Regions from separate parts of the Homo sapiens genome. Here region 1 is linked to region 2. Evidence: chromatin loops called from intact Hi-C (ENCODE). Cell type or tissue: gastrocnemius medialis. All regions are shown on one strand. Each heading gives the region's core, and the rest is flanking DNA. Links, peaks and the distances in the headings are about the cores only.

Region 1 (10,111 bases), core at 1,419-9,418, 57 kb after region 2:
AAGGTGATCCGCCAACACTCTACCAACCTGTTAAATCCTCTCTGAAGGAAGATAACATCATTCAAAGTCTGTATGATTTTTCATGCACAATGTCCAACATTCAATTTGCAAATTACCAGACACGGCAGGGGATGGCAAAAATGGGGAAAAGGAGGAGGTAGAAAGAGATAAAATAGAAAATAGAAACGAACTGAGGTGCTCTAGATATTAGAGTTAATTGACATGAAATTTTAAATAACTATGATCAGCAGTTCAAGGAAATAATAAGAAAGACAAAGAATTTCACCAGAGAATTGGAATCTATAAGAAATAATCAAATGGAACTCCTTGAACTAAAAAGTGCAATGACAGAAATTAAGAATTCAACAGATTTGTTCAAACATTGATAATATACAGTAGTAGGCAGGTATAGTGACTTGAAGAGAGATAAAGAAAAAATACCCAGAATAAAGCAGCACAGGAGAGGGGAAAAGTTTAGCAAACACACGGCAAACAGTAAAATTATCTGAAAAGGTGAAATTGAAGTTCTAGATGGACAGACGAGAAAATTGAGAAAAAGCAGTATTTCAAGAACTAGATCCTGAGAATTTTTCCAAACTGACAGATTTAAGAAGCTTGAATAACTCCACATTAGAGGATGCCTATAGATGTCCTTGCAGAGTCCTTCATCACCTAATAATAGCAGTCACTGAACTTTTAAGACAGCCCCCGGGGGAAGCGTTTAGGTCCATGCAAGTTATCTCATTACTTACCTCACCCCTACAAGGTAAGAAAACCATCACTGGATGAGGAAACTGAGGCTGAAGTTTAATTCCTAGTCTGAGATCTAAGAATTACACTGTATGCATACACTGGACCTGAGACTGGGACTAAACCTAGATCTGTTGGACTCCAAATCTTCTGCTATTAACCTCTTTGCTGAGTGTCTCAGGAGCAGGCATGAGGCCAGGGGAGTGTGACATTGAGGAAAGAGGGAGTAGCAGATGGGAGAAGGTTCCAGAAAGAGATATGGAGGCACATACATTAAACTCTATATTTCTTTGTTTTTTCCTGACTGCTGGTCTTATGCTCAGGAAGAAGCAACTCTTTTCCACCTTTCCCTCCCTCCTGCATGTCCTCCCACCCCTCCAGCACCCAAGATTCTGCTGTGGTCTGGTTCAGTCACATGGCGGGCTAAATAGACTTTCATGAGCTGCTGAGGAGCCCACCCTCCATTTGCAACACAGCTTCTATGGGAACATGTGTTCTGAATCCAATGGCTCACTTGCCTTCGACCTCAATACACAATTTGTTCTCAAGTTAGGATGTGCATGTGCATGAGAAGTTAAGAAATACCGCTAGACAATGTCTTAGGCCTCATCACAAAGATGCACATGATTAATGACTGAAGGAGCATAGAAAGCCACCGGGCACTGAGATCTAAAGAGACAGAGAGATTGCACGTTTTCATTGGGGAGGTGGGGTCTGTAGACCAAGGAAATGTTGGGCCAGCCATGAAGCATACACAGAGTTCTGATCAACCCACTAGAGGAAGGTGGAGAAGAACAAATGGGCAGGGAGGAGCAAGGAGTTTACTTCCACCTTTGGGAAGCTTCAGAGATGTCCTCTTCAGGCTGCAGGGCACTCTGTCTTCCTTGGTTTCTAATCAGATATTAGGGAGGGGGGCTATAATTGTGCCTGGAATTTATCAGTTTGCTTTGCTGTTGAGTGTATTGTAGAGGCTACTGGTAGCCCTCCTAGGCCTCCCTCCATGCTAGCCCTAGGAGCTTGGCTCCTTCTGCCCACTTACTGCAGCCAAGCCTCCTGTTCTGGTTAGTCTAGCTCCAGAAACATTTAGGAGGCTCAGTCAGGTGCCAGGCCCTGAGCCATGACTGAGAAGACAGAGGAGAGTAAGAGGCAGTCGTGCCTCAGAGCCTCAGGGAAGAGGGCAGAGGCACAGAAGAGGAGTGTTCTACCAGGTGGGCATTGGGGCCAGGGCACCCAGTTGAGGGGTCTGGGGAGGAAAGGAGGCTGAGACTGTAAGAGGGAAGCCAGAGTTTCAATGCTCAGGAACTGAGGAATCAGTTTTCTCGTGGCTCAGGGCCCCGTTCCTTCTCCACTTTATCTTTCTGCCTGCATGCTGAGAAGCAATACAGTGCAGTAGTTCAGAGCCGGGGTGAGGGGAAGCAGGGCTAGGCTGATTCTAGTTTCTCAACCAGAAATTTGAGCTTTGATCCCACACTTACCAGCTTGAGCCAGCCTTTTCTAAGTCCCAATTTCCTCATCTATAAAATGAAGATAACTTTACAGTCAGTTTTGCTACAGTGTAACACATGCATTCCTAAATGGGGTTAGGGTATGAAACCCAAAACCTTGGTTAGTGACACATAAAATAACAGGCACCTAATAAAAATGGTAGTATTTGTGTTTTAGTCAGTTTGAGCTGGTATAACAAAAATACCATAGACTGGGGGGCTTAAACAACAGACATTTATTTCTCACAGTTCTGGAGGCTGGGAAGTCCAAGATTAAGTTGCAGCCAATTTGGTTCCTGGTTTGCAGAAAGCCATCTTCTTGTTGTGTCCTCATATTGCAGAGAGCAGGGAGAAGAAGCAAGCTCTCTTGTGTCTTTTCTTATAAGAATGCTCATCGCCTCATAACAGCTCCACCCTCATGACCTAAGCCCCCATTAACTCCCAAAAGCCCATCTCCAAATACATCACATTTGGGATTAAAGTTTCAACATATGACTTTATGGGTCGGCAGCAGGGACACAGACATTCAGTCCATAGCATACTGTTTTACACATGTTAACTGGTTAAATACATAACTACCGCAAATAAGTATGGTGCTTTACCTTGAACAAGAGCTAAAGTTTGCTTGTGGAAGTGGCATCAGGTAAGTTGCAGCTTGTGAGTTATTATGAAGTACTGGAAGGAGGATAATCTAAAATTGGATGCAAAGAGGTAACATTGGATGTGAATGAATGCACCTCTGGGTACATGGTAACTGAGGCAGCTGATAGATGTTTAAGGCATGTACATATGTGCATTTTTTGTATCCCTATCCAGTTCTGTTCAGCTGGATGCAATCTTCTGTGATCACTTAGTTGTGTGTGTGTAGACAAAATTATACATAAGCAAATGCAACATTTGCATATGATTAAATTGTTTCCTAGTATGTCAATTGTATTGAACAAATCTTCATTTTTAAAATGAGTACCATAGCAGAACTAGCTGTACTAACTACCTCATGGGATGTCATGAGGATTAAGTGACATAATTCATGTAAGTGTTGAACCCAGGGCCTGATAAGTGGTGAATAAGTGTTGCTAGTGTAATGAATATATATCAAATCATTATATTTTAAACAAATCAAAGAATGAATCAGTGAACACAAGAATGCCTAATTGTGGAGTGGGGAGCAGTAATTTAGGAAGTGTGTGTGTGGTGGGAGGAGGAAGGCTGATGATTTATCTTGCTAAAGAGAAACTTCCTCTAGGAGTAAATGATTTCAGAGACCAGCAGCAGGCTATGCTATGCCCTGTAACCAGGAGGACAAACTACATACCCTCCTTGCACCCATTAGCATGAATATGATCACAGGGGTATGTCTGTCCCACCACTATGCAGGTCTCAAAGCCTAACACTTATTATATTTTATAGATCAGAAATTTTGGCAGGGCTCAGCTGGGTGATTCTTCTTTTCCTCATGGTATAAACAGAGGTCACTTGGTGTTATTCAGCTAGCAGGTGGGCTGGTGTGGAGGGTCCAAAATAACTTCTTTCACATGTCTGTTGCCTTGGAATGACTAGAAGGCCAAGCCCAGCCAGGACTGCCAACTGGAGCACCTACATGTCACCTCTCCAGGATAGTCCTGATTCCAAGAGCCAGGAAGTAGATGCTGCAAGTCTTCTTACCTAGCCTTGGTAGTTCTAGAAAAATAGTTCTTGAACTCTCTACCAATTAAGAAGGTTACTAAGCCCAACCTAGATTCAAGGGCAGAAGAGTTAAGCTAGGTTTCAGTGAGTGGGGAAAGCAAACACTCTGGTACCATCTTTAATCTACCACAGTGCTCTTGAAAACTCAACTCCAGCAACATCTCCAGAAAACTGAAGTGAAGCTCTCTGCTGTAGATGACCCTCCTCGGATTTTCTACTGTAAACCACGCATATTACAGCTATGATATGTGGCATACTCTGTGCTGTGTGCATTGGTTTATCAAATGCTGCCCATGGGCCGCAAGCTTCAGTGGGGTAGTGACTGTCATTTAATTTTGGATTTGTAGTGTCTTTGTATAGTCTCTGGCACATGAAAGGCCCTTAATAAATCTTAAGTAAGTGGGTGAATGAATAAACTAACAAATAAATAAAAAAGGATGACCTTCACCTCTTCTGTTGAAGGATGATGCCCCAAGAGCAGGAACCATGGCTGTGCCCCTTGTCTCCCCAACACAGAATACACTGTCTGACACTTAGTCAATACTTAATCAATGTCTGTTGAAAACCCAAACACATATGCTCACATACTCAGACTCTGCTATCCAGCTGTGGCTGAGGGTCCTCACACAGCAAAATGAGGAGAATGTTTTCAGCCACAGTCTGAGGCTGAAGCAGGTTGGGCTGAAATCAAGACCTGAGTGTTGGGACTTCTGGTTCTAGTGATGGGGTCAGGAATTAGAGCAAGTTGCCCCTGTGAACACCAAGAGAAAGGGACAAATGAAAACTGGACTGAGGGGTGGAAGCAAGGAGGAACTAGAAGTTAGCTTTCCTGCTGCTCTATCTTTTCAGTGGAGAGCACTTTCATTCACACATGCATCAGATGGGGAGGGCGACTCATTGCCAATATTTGTCAAAGTTCTCCACAAAGACCTGCCCCTTAGTATACACCAATACACACATGCATGCACACACACACACACACACACACAAAAAACAGCTTTGGGTTCAGGTCAAGTGGGAGAACTTTGGAAAGAAGGAGCCCTGCCATAGAAAATGAGTATTTACTAACGTGGGTGCTATTAGTTACCATTTGCAGTGAACCAGGTGTCGACTGTGTCACTATTTTAAGTCTAATTTAATTTAGCATTTGGACTGGATGTGTGCTATTTATAAGGAATGATACCAACTGTGGCTTTGGTCTTGGAGCAGGTGGGAGCCACTTTAGCCTGTGGAGGCCGTGGTCTGCACAGTTCCCAGTTTGGGTTCTGTAGCAGACGCCCCACCCCAGGCACTGCCTCAGACAATTACACAGGCCAAGTGCTCAGGAGCCGTCAGCCCACAGATAATAGCTCTGCAGGAGCTCATTGAAGAGAGTCTCAGACCCTGTCTTTGCTGAGGCCTCTGTGGTTAGAATGCGCAGGACAAGGAATGTGCTCGAGACCCACGGCTTTGTCCTGCCTGGTCTAACCCCTCAGGAAAGATGCGATGAAATGGTTTGTCCCGGCTGGGTGACCCCCTTCCTCACACAGGCCTTTGGTATCTTCCACTGGACACAAAGAAAGGGCCTCCACAAGTCTCCCTGAATGGGAGCAATGGCTGAGCTGAGCTCTGAGACATACCCTGGCATTCTTGGGTTTCCCACACATGCCCAGGGTGCCTATGGGGACTTTTTCCAGAACAAATTGAAGGTATACACCCTGACCGGAGAGGTGGCCACTGTGACCAGAGCCCGGCATAGCAAAGTCACAGGTCTGGCTGGAGGAGGGGCAAGGACTGTGAAATCCCAGCAGGCAGCCAGCAGTGAGCAGGCCAACAGCATCCTCAACGGAGGACGATTTCTTCAAACACAACTGCATGACAAACAAGTCAGGGTGGGGCATACAAACCAGACAGCTCTGCTGGAGGCCGAGGTAGAAGCTGAGTGGGGATAAGGGTCCGCTCCAAGCCCTCCTCAGTGACACAGCAAATCTAGGGGTTGGTGGAGAGCGCTCATCCTCACCCCCAATCTGCAGTTCCAGACCTCGGATACTGATCTGACGGACACAGCCATCTTCAAAGGGAACTCGGCACCACACCCAATATTCAGGCTGTAAATAAAGCCAGCACAACAAGCTCCTGGGAAACGCTGAGCCGAGCCTGCTACCTGGCAGGCAGCATATCATTTCCCGAGCCTCCCTGGCCCAGTGCCCACCCTTCAGTTCTCTGTCCCTCCCAGCCTGGGCACAGGGGCGGTAACACATTTTAAATTAGACCTGTCCCTTTTCCATTCGTGAGCTGTCAGACTGCTTACAAGGGGTCAAACCTGGCGTTCTGTCTGGGGCACGGTGACGAGGGTTGCCAGACCCCAGGCCCAGGTGGGCACATGTTTGTGAGTTGGGTCTGAGCCCTGGAAGGTTCTGATCCACTTTAGAGTTGCAGGCTTGATTGGGAAGAGGAATTTCCAGTGCAGCACAATTTGACTGAAGCTTTTCTAATGCTTAGAAAGAAGGCACGCCACTGAAGTTTGTTTTTCCCTTGTCATCTTTAATTCATTACCTGGCGCAAAGGAAAGTGGAGACATATTTCTGACGGGTTGTTTTTATTAGTCATTACAGCGTGGTGAGTGTGTCGTCTTTCTGAGTGCACACATGCAATGTCGTGTCACTGTGCAACCTGGTTCCCAACGTGGCCCCTTGGCGTCCCAGTTCTCGCTCCCTAAGGGCCAGGGACATGCCCTTTCTGTTTGGAAATGTCAGCCTGGTCTCCTTGGCTTCCCTTCTTTCCCCATTCCTCCAGAAAAGTAGGCCTGGGAGGAAAGACTGGGTTCTCCAGCGCCTGCTGATTTTCTTGGAAATGATGGGCATAATGCCCAATTTGCTATTTCCCTAGTTTCCAATGGCTGTTTCTAAAGAGGAAAGCAATCCTCTCCTTTCTTGCAGGCGGAAATGAGGAGTTGAAGAGGTGGGGAGCGCTGGGGGATGCAGGCACATGTAAACCTGCTATTTCCTTTTCTTAGAGGCGGGGAACAGTCACCCTCCCAGCTAACATTTACCTCCAGGGAAAAATGTCACTTCCATTGGCTTGCATCTTTTCTCCCTCTATCGTGTGTGACAGTATTTTTCTATCGCGTGCGATGCACACACCTTACTCTCGGGGAGATTTATGGAGATCAAGGGCTTCTTCTTTCCCTTGGTGGAAATTGCCGGCCCCAGAGCTGTCTGGGTTGTTTCTATAAAACTGTCGAGACATATTCTGAACAATGATCCTGGATATTTGCAGGCCTTACTCCCCTCTTAGCTCCCATCTTTCTTCCCCAAAGAAAGCCTCTTTTCTTTCTTTCTCTCATCTTTTGAGTCCATACCTCAGGGGGGCTGTAACTGGGACCCCAGGCCTGAGACAGATCAATGGCAATTGATTAATTCAGAGGGAGAGAGTGGCGTGTATGTGCGTAGGTGAGAGAAAGAGAAATAGAGACAGACACAGAGACAGAGACAGAGACAGACTGAAAGAGAGACAGACAGACACAGAGACTGTTTGCATGCATCCTGCAATCATGCCCTGCTATTTTAGACTTAAGCTTCACTCTTGACCATTTATTTTTTTTAAAAAGCCAGAATAATAGATCATGATAACATTATAATAGCAACCTGATGATAATGAATGCAACATAGGTCATTAAGGAACGTATTCAGGGCAAGACTTGCTAACACAATAAAGCTCACTATGTGCCAGGAACTGTTCTGAGCACTTCGCATACATGAACTCATATCAAGTAAATAACCTCGCCACAGTCGTATGATGTAGCATCTATGAGGTTAGTGCTGTTACCAGTTACCCTATTTTACATTGAAGAAACCCCACTCCATTGAGAAAAAAAATAGCAGAGGGAGTCTTCCAAGTTTCTAGGAAGCTGTAGCCATTCAGGATCTTTTGGGGCAATTCAGCACGGCAGGGTTGTGACATCTGGGCTGTCTGGGTGACTCGCCATGTGCTTAATTGATTCCTCATTTTTCCAAGGGTCTGGCACTTATTGAAGCCCTTGGAACATTGATGCATATTGTGTATGACCAGAGGGAAGAGGGTAAATGAATGATTAAGTGACGCTTATCAAAGGCCTCACTTCAAAGTGGGGTGGCCATAGGAAAAAGGGTTCTGTGGTCAGTGAAACTAGGAAATAATAAGTTAAATAGACTAGAAGTTTAGTTATTCACAGAACTTCTGAGAGCTTTGAACATGGTAACATGCACTGTGACCCTTCCTAAAGAAAACAGAGAATGAAGCCTTTTCTGGCATGTTAGACTTCTTTGTGAGAGACGCTTATGGGGCTGGAGTTCCGTGGACTATACAGTAGTCTCGGTTATCCACACTTTTCTTTCCTTGGTTTCAGTTACCCATTGCCAACCATGGTCTGAAAATATTAAATGGAAAAGTCCAAAAGTAAACAATTCATGCATTTTAAATTGCACACTTCCGAGTAGCACAATGACATCTCACCCACACTGTCCCACTCCTGGCCTTCCTGGGACGTGAATCCTCCATTTGTCTGGCATCTCCACACTGTCTACACCACCCAGTGCTTGTGTCCAAGTAACCCTAATTTTACTTAATAATGGCCCCAAAGCACAGGAGTAGTGATGCTGGCAATATGGATATGCCAAAGAGAAGCTATAATGTGCTTCTTTTAAGTGAAAAGGTGAAAGTTCTCAACTTAAGGAGGAAAGAAAACAATTATATGCTGATGTTTCTATGATCTACAGTAAAAATAATCTATCTGTAAAATTGTAAAGAAGGAAAAGGTAATTTGGACTAGTTATGCTGTCTCACCTCAGTCTGCCAAAGTTACAGCCACAGTTCATGATAAATGCTTAATTAAGATGAAAAGGGCATTAGATTTGTGGGTGGAACACGTGAACAGAGCCATATTGCAATGAACAGCAATCAGGTTTCTTACTATCTGTGGTTTCAGGCATCCACTAGGGGTCTTCAAATGTATCACCACAGATGGAGGGCGGCAGGTGGGGGACTACTGTACTTTGGGAAACTGTGTCTGATATGACCTAGAACTTGAGACATGTCTCTGGTTGTCTGAAAAGACCTGAATGTTTGGAGATACAGAAAGAATTTGGATATACCATTTGGGAGACATAAAGCACAGTGGAACCCCGGAACCTGCTGTGTCTGATGAGCTATCCTCCCCACATCTTTACCTTTGGGCCAGTGTACCTGGAGGGGACATTCTGAATATCAGTGACATCCCAGAAGGAAAGCGCCCAGCCCTTCTCCTTCTCTGTGCAGGGTTCTCTCACCACCAGCAGCAAATGGATGGCAAACCTATTGATGTTCCTAAAATAGGGCTCCTATGAGTCAAAAACTTCATATGTGATTCCATGAAGCTTTGTGAACACCAGCTATGCTTCACCACCAATAAGCAGCACTACTGATAGGATTGATGGCCAAACACCTCATGGTACTTCACTAGGAGGACCATTTATAGATGCAGACAGTACAAAAGGATGAGGCCAAAAGGACCCCATTGGAAGATACGTAACTTCTGAGCAGGCAGGAAGAAAACTTGGCAGGGAAGCATCCCCACTGTTAGCAGCTACAGAAAATAATTATGTATACAACAACCATACTTTGAAGCCCTCCCCAGTAACCAGTAATTGACTGTCCTAAAGAAGCTTCCTTTGGGATGCTTTCACACCCAACCTATTCTTATTGCTTGTTCCAGGTACACAATGTTCCCCTTCTGACTAAAGTAACTGTTTTTCTTGCCTCTACTCTCACCCACCTCCTGGACACACTGCAAGATTAATATTCCTAAAACATTGTCTTCCCCATGTTGATTTCTGTCTTCAAACATTTTGAACGTCAGTTTGAATGTGGCTTCAATCTTGCCACCCTACCTTATTCCCACATGGGGTCTCTATACAGCCCCTATGATCCAGCCAAAATTGTACTTCTTCCAAAAGTTGCACATCCATTAAATACTCTGGTTATGTTCCCACTCAGTCAGCTTGGTTTATGTTGATTTCCAGCCTCAAACATCATTTTAAGAGTGATATCAGAGGGAGTGGTTTAATAAAGACCTCTAAAAATTATCTCTTCCCTAAAAGCAAGGTGAACACTGACAAAAATGGTCATAATCAATGTTTTCAGAACTCAGAAAATTAAACAAAATCTTGCAGCAACCTGGGAGCATTTATTGAAAA
Region 2 (10,111 bases), core at 779-8,778:
TAAGGGAACTTCCAGAGAGAGAGAGTCCCTCCGTGTGCTTAGGGGAGGAAGGTTAAAAGATCCTTTGTTCTGAGGCTTGAAGTCTAAGGCCTTTTGATTTCCTTCAGTTCAAAGTGCTCAGTAGCCCAAAGCACCATAGTTTGGGGTATTGTTTTCAGAATATTTATGTGGGATCCTAGATTATCAGGCAAACGAGGAGTAATAAATTCTTGCCACCTCCCCCCCTGAAGATTCAAGTTTACTGAACTAAACTGACAATAGGCAGATTAACAGGGAAAAAGGCATACACATTTATTAACTTGCGTAAGCACAGGAGCCATACAAAATGTGAGACTCAAGGAAGGGTTAGATGTTGTGCTTGTACCTTTGTCATTGTAATTTTGCTTCCTGTTTAAGAACTGGGGGAAAGGTAGGCAGGTGGTTCACCTGGAGAGGCACCTGATGCATTTCAGAAGCCCTGGATGGAAGGAGAGGGACAAGGGTTGAAAATATACTTGTCAGGTACTATGTTGACTTCTTGAGCAACAAGATCATTAGAAGCTCAAACCTCAGTATTGCACAGTATACCCATGTAACATGTACCCTGGAATCTAAAATAGAACATAAATAACTGAAAAAGCTCCACAAATGTCCCCTAAAACCCATCTCAGTAGCCCCAGCTGAGGCCACATCACCAAAGCTCAGCTAACTGAGAATGGTGTGCCTATTACTTGCTTTACTTCAGCGGTTAACCCAATGACTTAGAAGCTACAACAACATAATGACTGCAGCATCCTTCATCTAGGAAGGGGCTGAGCTGACCCAGCATTGGGGTGGATTGACACTGCTCCACCCACACTCTCTGGACCACTTTCCCTTGTGGCTGATGGCAGAGGGCTGGAAGATGGAGGCCCCCATTGGCCTCATGTTAGGACTCAAGAAACTTGTAGTTCATCTGTCCCAGAGACAAATTTGAAATACGATAGAAGCTCCATTGCAGTACTCTGTGGGCCAGCAAAACAACAACAGCAACAACAAAACAGCAATCACCCAAATGTCCAAAACAAAATGGGGGACTCTTATCTAGGATACATTGATTTCCTAGAATATCAATTTCTCATTTTAAATGATAATTGTTAAGACTATACAACCACATCTAAAATTCTTATGAAATCTTATTTTCATACTAAGACAAACAAGGCACACAATTTTATAGAGAATAAAACTACTACTGTGTTTAAAATTGCATTTGTATATGAAAAGGGAAATAGTTGCAGCAGCTCTATTAGGTGGAATGGGGAGACTTTTTCCTCTTTTTTTCTAAATGTTCTGTAATGTGGTTATGATTGCACAGTGACTGTAAGTGTGTTTGTGTATGTGTTTGTGTAAATGTGCAAGGAGCTAAGTTCTGGGTCCTCTCTTTGCACATCCACACCCTGTGGGCTCGGTACTTGTCTCCTTCAGACCAGCACTGAGGGCTGGGCACCTACCCCAGATCCCAATCCTGCCCTCCCATTAGCAAGGCATCCCAGGGAAGAGATACAGAAAAACAGGCAGGGAGGAAGAGGGAGGGGACATAGGGACATGGAACAAGGGAGGGGCAGAGAAAGAATGGAGGTGGAGGCTGAGGGGAGGGGAGCAGCTGGGCCTCACCAGGGGTGTCACTCAGTTGAGGAGGTGACCAGGGAAGTCCCAGCAAGGAGCAGTATGTCCCCAAGAAGCCTGCTTATGCTGTCCTCGGAGATCACACCTGGCCTGACAGTCCCAAGATTGAAATACTGAAATTTTCTCCCTGTAGCGGCAGCTCAGAGACCAATGCAGAAGTGAATACCCAACTGGGTTCCATAACTCCTACTGGGGTAAACCACTCCAGTTTCACAGACACAGCTGGGACCACCCCAGGCTAGTCCTGATTTCCTGAGGTCCTCTGTCCACCAGAGGCCCCTGTGCCCTCCACCTGGATCCAGACCAGGCAGGAAGAGCAGGGAATCTTCTGAAGGCCAATGTCTGCATGCTGGGAGCCCTTAGCTGAATCTAATGAACTCTAGAATCTTCCCACTCACTTGGACACAACTGCTTGGGAGGCCCCCACACCAGCTCCAAGAGGCCCCTCTCTGCAGGTGGGCCCTGAGGTGGGCAGGGTGGATGGGGAAAGCATTGTTCCCTTGGCTCCAACTTGGGCTGGCATTTCTGGAAGTTGGTGTGTGGACGGGTGTGTGTGTGTGTGTGTGTGTGTGTGTGTGTGTGTTTGTGTGTGTGTGTGTGTTTGTGTGTGTGTGTGTGTGTGTTGGGGGGGTCCTAGCCTCCAGGTCCCTCCCCAGAGTCCAGACCCATCAGGCAGTGGTGAGGTTGGCTCTGGGGTGCTGGGCAGGGGGTGTGGGGCCCTGGAGCCTCCGCCCTCTTCCTCCCTCCCACTCAGCCTCTCTGCGGCTTGCACCCCTATCCCTGTGTCTCCACTCTCCCACTTCCCTCTCAGTTCCTCTCTGGCCATTGTGGCTCACTGATGATCACCTTCTGATGTGCTGATGTTCATGTACTTGGACTCTCTCCTCCTCTGTCTTTGCTTTGTTGCCATCTATTGGCACCTGTGTCTGTGTCTCCCTCACTATGAACTTTGTGTCCATCCTGGCCCCACTCAGGTTTCTCTGGGAACCCAGGGCCTCCCAGTCGGAGTGAGCAAGGCCCACCTCCCACCCTTCCTGCAGGGCCAGGCCCTGTCCCTGCTCCTACCCAGCCTCTCCTCCCCCCAACTCTCTCCATGAGGTGCTCGAGGGTCATGCTGGGCTTCCAGCAGGTCACAGAAGGACACCAAGGAGGAGGCCGCCATGTGCCCATGCTTGCTGCAGAGGGACAGGCGCAGGGGCTGCTCTCACAGCCGGTGCACTCTGCACTTGTCTTCTTCAGGCCAGCACCAGGGACTGGGCACCTACCCCAGATGGACTCCTGCCATCCCAGGAACAAGACCTCCTGGGAAGGAGAGCAGAAAATAAGGCAGGGGAGGAAGCGGGAGGCAAGATAGGGACATGGGACATGGGCAGAGCTGGGAAAGAACAGAAAATGATTTTGCATCTGTGGAAAGATGCTGCCTGGCCAGCGGGATGGTGTGGATAGGCCCATGTGTTGCTGCCAAGCCCTGCTCCCCTGGGTGATTAACAGAAACGAGGCAGTGGGGAGGAGGGAAAGAGAAAAATGCCTTCTACCTCCATGTGTCCCGAGTTTGAGCCCCGCGCCGGCTTGAATGGCCCAGACACTGGGGAGGAGGTTCAGCATGGGAGCATCCCCATGCTGAAATAAAGCTCCAGGAATCCAGGCCTGGGTTTTGGGGTTCAGACAGTATGTGTTTTTCTTACCACAAGCCAGAACCATGATCCCTCTGGAAAAGGTCGACTCCACAGCTGTTTAAAAATCCCCTGGGACTTGGAGATAAATGATCTGAGTCAGGCTGTGCTAACAGCTCCGTTTTGGAGCCAAGCAGGAGGTGGGCCACCGCTCCGTCCTCAGGCCCATCCATCACTGCGCGGCCACAATCTCAGGGGCCACCAGCCTCTCTGACCATGCTGTTTCCATTAGAGCATGATTGTGAAACTTTCAGAAGAGAGAGGCTGGCAAAGAACTCAGGCCAGGAGAGCCGCCCGGCCCACACCAGGGCAGAAGGCTTTCAAGGTCTCACCCTTGCCCCTCATGGGTGGGGCTGGGCTGGTTTTCCGCCAGATGGTCCCTGTGGAGATGCAGGAACATTCCCTAACCCGGGAGCCACCTCGGAGGGGAGGGAGAAGAGGGAGAGCTCACCTAGATGGCTCCACGCACCTGTCCCGGCCCGGCTTCCACTGGGCTTAACACATTCCCCCATGAAATCATGTGCATGCAGCCAAAGCAATACCAACAGGGAAATACTTTTTATTTTAACCTCAGGCTCTCACAACCAAAGTGGGTTTGCTCAGTGTGGTAAGGGAGTACGGTGTTTGCAGTGGCCCAGGACAACTGGGGGTGCCAGGGAGGCCCCGCACAGAGGAACATTTGGGGAGCATCAGAGACAGGAGGAAAGTGCCCCTGCAAGGGCCCACAGAGATGGGGAGCCCCCAGCTGCTGCGGCCTCTTTAGCTTGGCTAAAGAGGGATTATGCACCTGTTTAATCTGGAGAGAAACGCTGCCTGCAAGTTATGGCTGTTTTGCTCTAACACACGCCATTAACTATTCCTGGAATCCAAATGGAAAAGGAACAAAATAAACCACTTTGAAGTCCCAGGCTAGGGCTGATCTGGTGGGGGTGGGGTTCGGGTCCAGTTGGATGGTCTGGGCAGTGAGGGCTCTGGGCGGGGGCCGCCCCTTGCACTCTAATTGGGTGTGTCTGGGCACCTGTTTGTCCTGACATCTGCAGGAACTGGGGGGAGAGAAGGATGGCCTCCTGGGTGCAGCTACCGCCTACACTGGAGGAGGGAAGGAAGAGCCTCTGGCCAGGGTGTGCCTGGGTGGATTGACTTCCTGAGAGCTCAGGCCACCCCCATCTGCAGTGAGGCAGATGCTGTCACGGCACTAAATGCTGCAGATGCATGAACTCATTTAATCCTCGCAACAAACCTACAAAGTGGGTATCCTGATTGCCCCCATGTTACAGATGAGAAGACCAAGGCACAGAGAAATAAAGTGGCTTCCCTAAGGCACACAGCAAGGAAGCAGCAGGGCCAGGATTTGAACTCCCAGTCTGGCTGCAAAGTCCCTGTCCTTAACCAGGACATGCCCCTGTCTCTTTAACTGCATTTTAAAACCAGTTATTTGGCCCAAGAGATGTTCAGTAGTCATGCCCCGCCCCAGCTGGCTCTCAACCCCTGGAAGATTCCCCAAAGCCTGGGATCAGCTTTCTCTCCGGGCTAAACACCCCCTCCTGGCCCCAAATCACCCCAGCGCCTGTTTCCTGCGGTATTCCCCACCTCGGGAAGTGGAAGAGTCATGCAAAGCTTGACGGCCCCTATGAAGCAAACACAGGAAAGGCCAACGCCCCCCACCGGCCAGTCCCAGGATTTACTGAGATCATGAATAACAGGTTTCTTTAAGGCAGCTGTGAAGGCGGTACCCCCCCCAACCACCTGTCACCCCCAGCCTTGGGTGCCAATGGGAGACTCCGAGGACCAAAGGGCTGGCGTGGTGGAGTGAAACTGCCCCCTCTAACCTCTCCAAGGATCAGACACCACGTCCTGCATTTCCTTACAGCTGTCTTCCTTTCCCCAAGGCCAGAGCTAGTCTTTCTTGGAATCCTGGGAAGAGGCCTCTTTGACCCAAACTCACCCTCACCACCTGCTGAAAGTGTCCACATCATGGAACCCTCTGGAATGTGGTCTTCTTTTCTCCAAGTGACTCATCCAGCCTCCGCACTGTTACCAGAAATACCTTTCCAACACACAAATCAGATTAGGCCTCTCCCCTGCTTCAAACAATTTCAAATCTCTTGGCGCCAGCTTTCCACAGGAAACAGCCCAAATGTCTTATGATGTCCTACTAGGCCAATCCCCTGGCCTCTGCCTACTTTAGCCAGAGCAGAATGACCATCATTGTTTCCAGGCATCAATTATGCTGCCTTCCCTGCCAGTGACCCCTCAGCCTGGTATACATCTCTTACTCATCCCTCAAATACCCATTTGAACATCTCCTTCAGGGCCTATACTCATCCACTTCTCTCCGTGGGCAAAAAAAAACCTAGCAGAACCCTTTGCACATACATCTTACCATAACCCCTTGTGTCTCACTCATTCATTGAAATGTCTGTTTTTCCACTCTAACGAGCTTAAGAGAAGGAGGCTTAATCTTTGTATTTTCAGCACCCAGTATCAACAAGGCTGTTGAAATGCAAATATTTGGGAGAAACCCCTTGAACCAATAATCTCCAAAACCAACAATATGAATGCATTTATTTAGTTAGCTCTAGCAGAGAACATACTTGGAGACATCCACTTCTGGGCTGTGGGAGTTGTGATGTGACGGGAAGGAAACCTGTGCTCTAGGATAGAGTCTTGCCGTGGGGCTGGGACTCCTGAGACAGCTACAGGGACTGGGCAAGCTAGAGGGCAAAAACCACCCTTCATTAGGCTTTCCCCAGCCCAGCCCTGCACAAGGGAACCCATTCTGCCCCCTGACTCATCTACTGAAGGCCCTTCCTCTCCCACCGAGGCTTAAAACCTGGCCATTGGTGTCTGCCTCCTGACATTACAGAAAGCAGCCCTGGACACCTCCTCCAGGTACCTTGCAGGTAAGTATAGGCCCTCCCCATCTCCAGCTCCTCTTGGTAGAGGCAGGGGGCAGACAAAGGCCTAGGCAAATAGAGAAGGGTCCCCAGAGAATCTCTGACCTGCCCCAAAAGTGTTTACACCAGAAGTTTTGTGCAGGTAAGGGAACCTGCACAAGGGGCCTGCCTGGGTCCACCCACAGCAGACTGGAGGCCCACATGTGCTGGGGTAATGGGGTGGAGTCACCAGGAATTGTCACCTTATGCAGGGGGAGGAGCCTGGCCTCTTCAGCTCATGTTGGGGGGCCCTGGTATTCAATTTGGGAGCTGGAAACCTGCTTGCAAGACCCCCTCTCTTTGCTGAGAGCTTTTCTTTTGCTTCATAAATTCTGCCCTCCTCACCCTTCAATGTGTCCGCATGCTTAATTTTTTCCTGGTCGTCAGACAAGAACTCGGATTTAGCTGAACTAAAGAGCAAAACTCCAGCATCTCTGTCCTGTGAGCAGCATGTTCCTTTCCCTGATGTCTCCACCTCAGATGCCTCTGGTCTGGAAGTCATTTCAGCTGACTAGCTGGAGACTAGCTGTGGCGCCATAGAAAACACTGCCTTTGGAGCCAAATCAATGGGAGTTTAAATTCTGTCTCAGCCTCAGTCTCAGTTTCCTCATCTGCAAAGTGAGAGTAAAGAATCACTCCTTTTTGGGAGGCCGAGGCAGGCAGATCACCTGAGGTCAGGAGTTCGAGACCAACCTGGCCAACATGGTAAAACCCCGTCTCTACTAAAAATACAAAAATTAGCCAGGCCTGGTGGCATGAGCCTGTAATCCCAGCTACCCGAGAGGCTGAGGCAGGAAAACTGCTGGAACCCAGGAGGTGGAGGCTGCCGTGAGCCGAGATTGTGCCACTGCACTCCAGCCTGGGTGACAGAGCAAGACTCCATCTGGGAACAACAACAACAAAAAAAGAATCACCCCCAAGGGTTGGTGTGAGAAGCAGAGATGATGTGCGCAGAGCCTCGGTGAGCAGTACCTGCTCACTCTGGGGTCCCATGGCCTCCTTGCCCTTCCCTTAACGATGGTGAATGGCAGCTAACCATGGCATTAGGACCATGAGCCTGGTCAGAGAGATACGTATGTCCAGGTCACCCCTGAGCCATGCCATGCACAGCACGGACACGAAGGATAGTGTACAATCCCATTTTTGCAAGAAAAAATAAACATCCACATTCAAATGAATATGCCTAGAAAACATCTGGAAGGACAAATACCAAAATATTAACAGTCTTGGGGTTCTGAGTGACTTTTTTTCTTTTAGTTATGTATTTATCTACTTTTTTCTCCGTGTGTTGAGTAACAATAAGAACAAAAATTAAACCACATGTGATAGAAATCTGGATGCAATATGGTCCTTAAATTCAAAGCACCATCTGGGATTTGCATGCCAAAGAATCGTGGTTTACAACCGCAGATGGCCGTAGCCTCCATGTGGAAGGAATTAGGATATCTGAGCATGTCCTCATCTCAGGAAAGTCCTTGTGTAGACTTAAGGCAAATGCCACTCCCTAAGTCAAGGCTCCCCCATAGCCGCTGCATATAAAGAGGTTTTGTAACAGTGATAGCACTGTTGCTTAAAACGAATTTTCCATTAGATAAGTAGTTTTTTGGATTTAATTAAGTTGTGGTTCTAATTCATTAGGTAAGCTCTGTGTCGAAAACTCTAGGAAAACTTGTAAAACAAAGTCATTCTGCAGTTCAGACTCTTGCTTCCTTGTATCTTTCTATTTTATAAATTTCCACATTAGTTGATTTTCTTGAAGCAAGAAATGCCTCCACTCACTAGTGAAAACTGGTCCTATTAGGACAAACTCCACCACATTTATTTCAGGATAAATCTCTGACGCTGTGGCCTCCCTCTTTGGCATCGATATGCTGGAATGCACCACAGCAAGGGAGGTGATGACATTTCTGTGTCTATGAAAAGCATATGAAGCAATTTTATGGGGTAGTTTCTCATCAGGCCTGCTCAGAGTCAAGGCAATAGACTAAATTAACTCTTGACAGCCTTTTCGGTTCTGCAAGTCTATCAGATTTATTGTAGAGAGGCATTTTTTTTTTTTGTAGTTTCTTATCCCTCCATGAAAATGAAATCAGAGAAACATTTGGCCTGAATTATTTTAGCATAAAGATCAGCCAAGTTCAGGTGCCAAAGATTCAAAATAAGAGTTATGAATCATAATAAAAATAACCTCTTCAAGAGGCAAAGTAATCCTCAAAGTAAGACCATCTAAGATCTATCCACAAATAAAAATTTTACAGCATAAACTATTTTTAAGGCCTATTTAATTCAACTTAGTTATATCTTCAATAACCTAGATTCTTTTAGTTTCTCTGCTACGTCTAACATTTTGCCCTTCTTCTCATGGTCACAAGATGGCTGCAATGATTTAGAATCATCACATCCTCAAGCAGAAATGTCCAAAAGCATATTCCTAAATCAATCACAGATGAGAAGAATGGATTTACAGTGAAATGATTTATGAATCCCTGTCTAGGGCTAGGAAGGAGACCTTCCTTTTTCTAAACAGTGGTGTTGGTACTTGAACAAAATCGGCATTTGTTAAGAAGGAAAAAGGAAAGATGGGATGGTGGGTAGCCTACTAGGAAGAACTGTCACAAAGATGGATATGAAATTTATAAGTGACAACACTAGCCAGAAGACAACAGAGACATTCACTTACAGTTCTAGGAAAGAAATAATCCAAACCTGAAAAGCTATACCCAGCCAAACTATCAAATAGGAGAGAAAAATAAAGTCAGTTTCAGGTAGGAAGAAATCAGAAAATTTGTCTTCCATAACCTTTTTGAAGAATAAAAAAAAGTATCTGATGATGTATTCCATCACAGCAAAACAGGAATCCAAGAAAGAGGAATATCTATGATCCAGCAAAAAGTGAAATTAACCAAGAAATGCAATGGAAATAAATCTTAGCTGGAAACTCTGCAGCAGGTCTAGAAAACAATAGTTCAAAACTAAAATGAGAAGTACCAAAAGACTCACCATGTATGTCTTTAAATGCAAGTGGGTTTCATTATGCAATTCTATTATTAGGAACCTAGAAATTTCTGATCAGATGAGAGCATATGTTTCTTCTGTCAACAACAGCAACAAAAGTAGAACAGCTAGAAACTCCAGGGAACATAAGTAGCTGTACAACATCAGAGTACAAACATGAAGCAGAATTAAAAGTGGCCCAATATTGAGCACTTGATTTTAATTTTAAAAAGAATCCATTTGGCCGTGAGGATTACAAAGTTTCCTCCAAGTGGCCCAGTTTAGTGAAATAAGATAACATTTTTTTTCCTATGAACATAGTCATACTTTTGGGGGGTTCATCAGCAGATGACATTTATATCACTGTAACCTTGCAAATGCCATTTTTTGCTTTATAGCTTTATAATCAGCATATAGACAAAGTGAGGGAGATTTATAGTCACAGAACAAAGTGTCAAGGTTACAAATCTTGAAGATTTAAAATTAATGTTACAGCTGATAGAAGCTGAGAAAGTTAAGGAAGAAAGTAGGAAAAATGAAGGTGTGTCAATTTCTTATTTATTTAGGGAAAGGAGTGAATAAATATGGTCTGAATGTTATGAATTTGGAAATAAAAATTTAACAATGAATTTAGAAACTGAAAATTTTAAAATTTAACAAAGTAGTATCAATGGACACTTAAATGCCCTAATTATAATCTCTCACTACCATTTTCTACCAAAAGTAAACATAACTTCTTGGAGAAATAGTTAATCCAGGCCTGTGGCACCCACAAATGTATCCCATGAGCCTGGACCATCTATTCATACCAGAAAATGAGGAAAGTGCCAAAGACCTGAGGTCAGAGGGAATTGGGAATGACTT

Evidence for each region. A loop is a pair of places that touch in the nucleus more often than their neighbours do. Peaks named below come from ENCODE experiments on the same cell type or tissue, not always from the same donor. Only the 100,000 strongest peaks of a DNase experiment are listed, where the experiment ranks them.
Region 1: it touches region 2 in a loop (2.3-fold over the local background); 4 of 110 quality-filtered maps call a loop at or near these places.

Annotation. Positions count from the first base shown.
Region 1 is chr10:31,672,245-31,682,355 of GRCh38, forward strand. No RefSeq gene overlaps it. Among named protein-coding and RNA genes, the nearest start is that of MACORIS, 30 kb to the right of the region's middle. RefSeq lists an enhancer at 5,115-5,666. In gastrocnemius medialis, for the core only: no CTCF peak of the experiment used is centred there; DNase peaks (open chromatin) are centred at 5,697 and 6,155; H3K4me3 peaks cover 1,180 bases; H3K27ac peaks cover 1,869 bases.
Region 2 is chr10:31,615,518-31,625,628 of GRCh38, forward strand. LOC105376484 (a long non-coding RNA gene) reads right to left here and starts at 5,456. Exons shown (of 3, transcript XR_930803.3): 1 at 5,263-5,456. It also overlaps the pseudogene GLUD1P5. RefSeq lists an enhancer at 1,650-1,779. In gastrocnemius medialis, for the core only: CTCF peaks have their summits at 4,976 (motif pointing left) and 7,720; DNase peaks (open chromatin) are centred at 4,894, 5,355, 7,724 and 8,139; H3K27ac peaks cover 5,274 bases.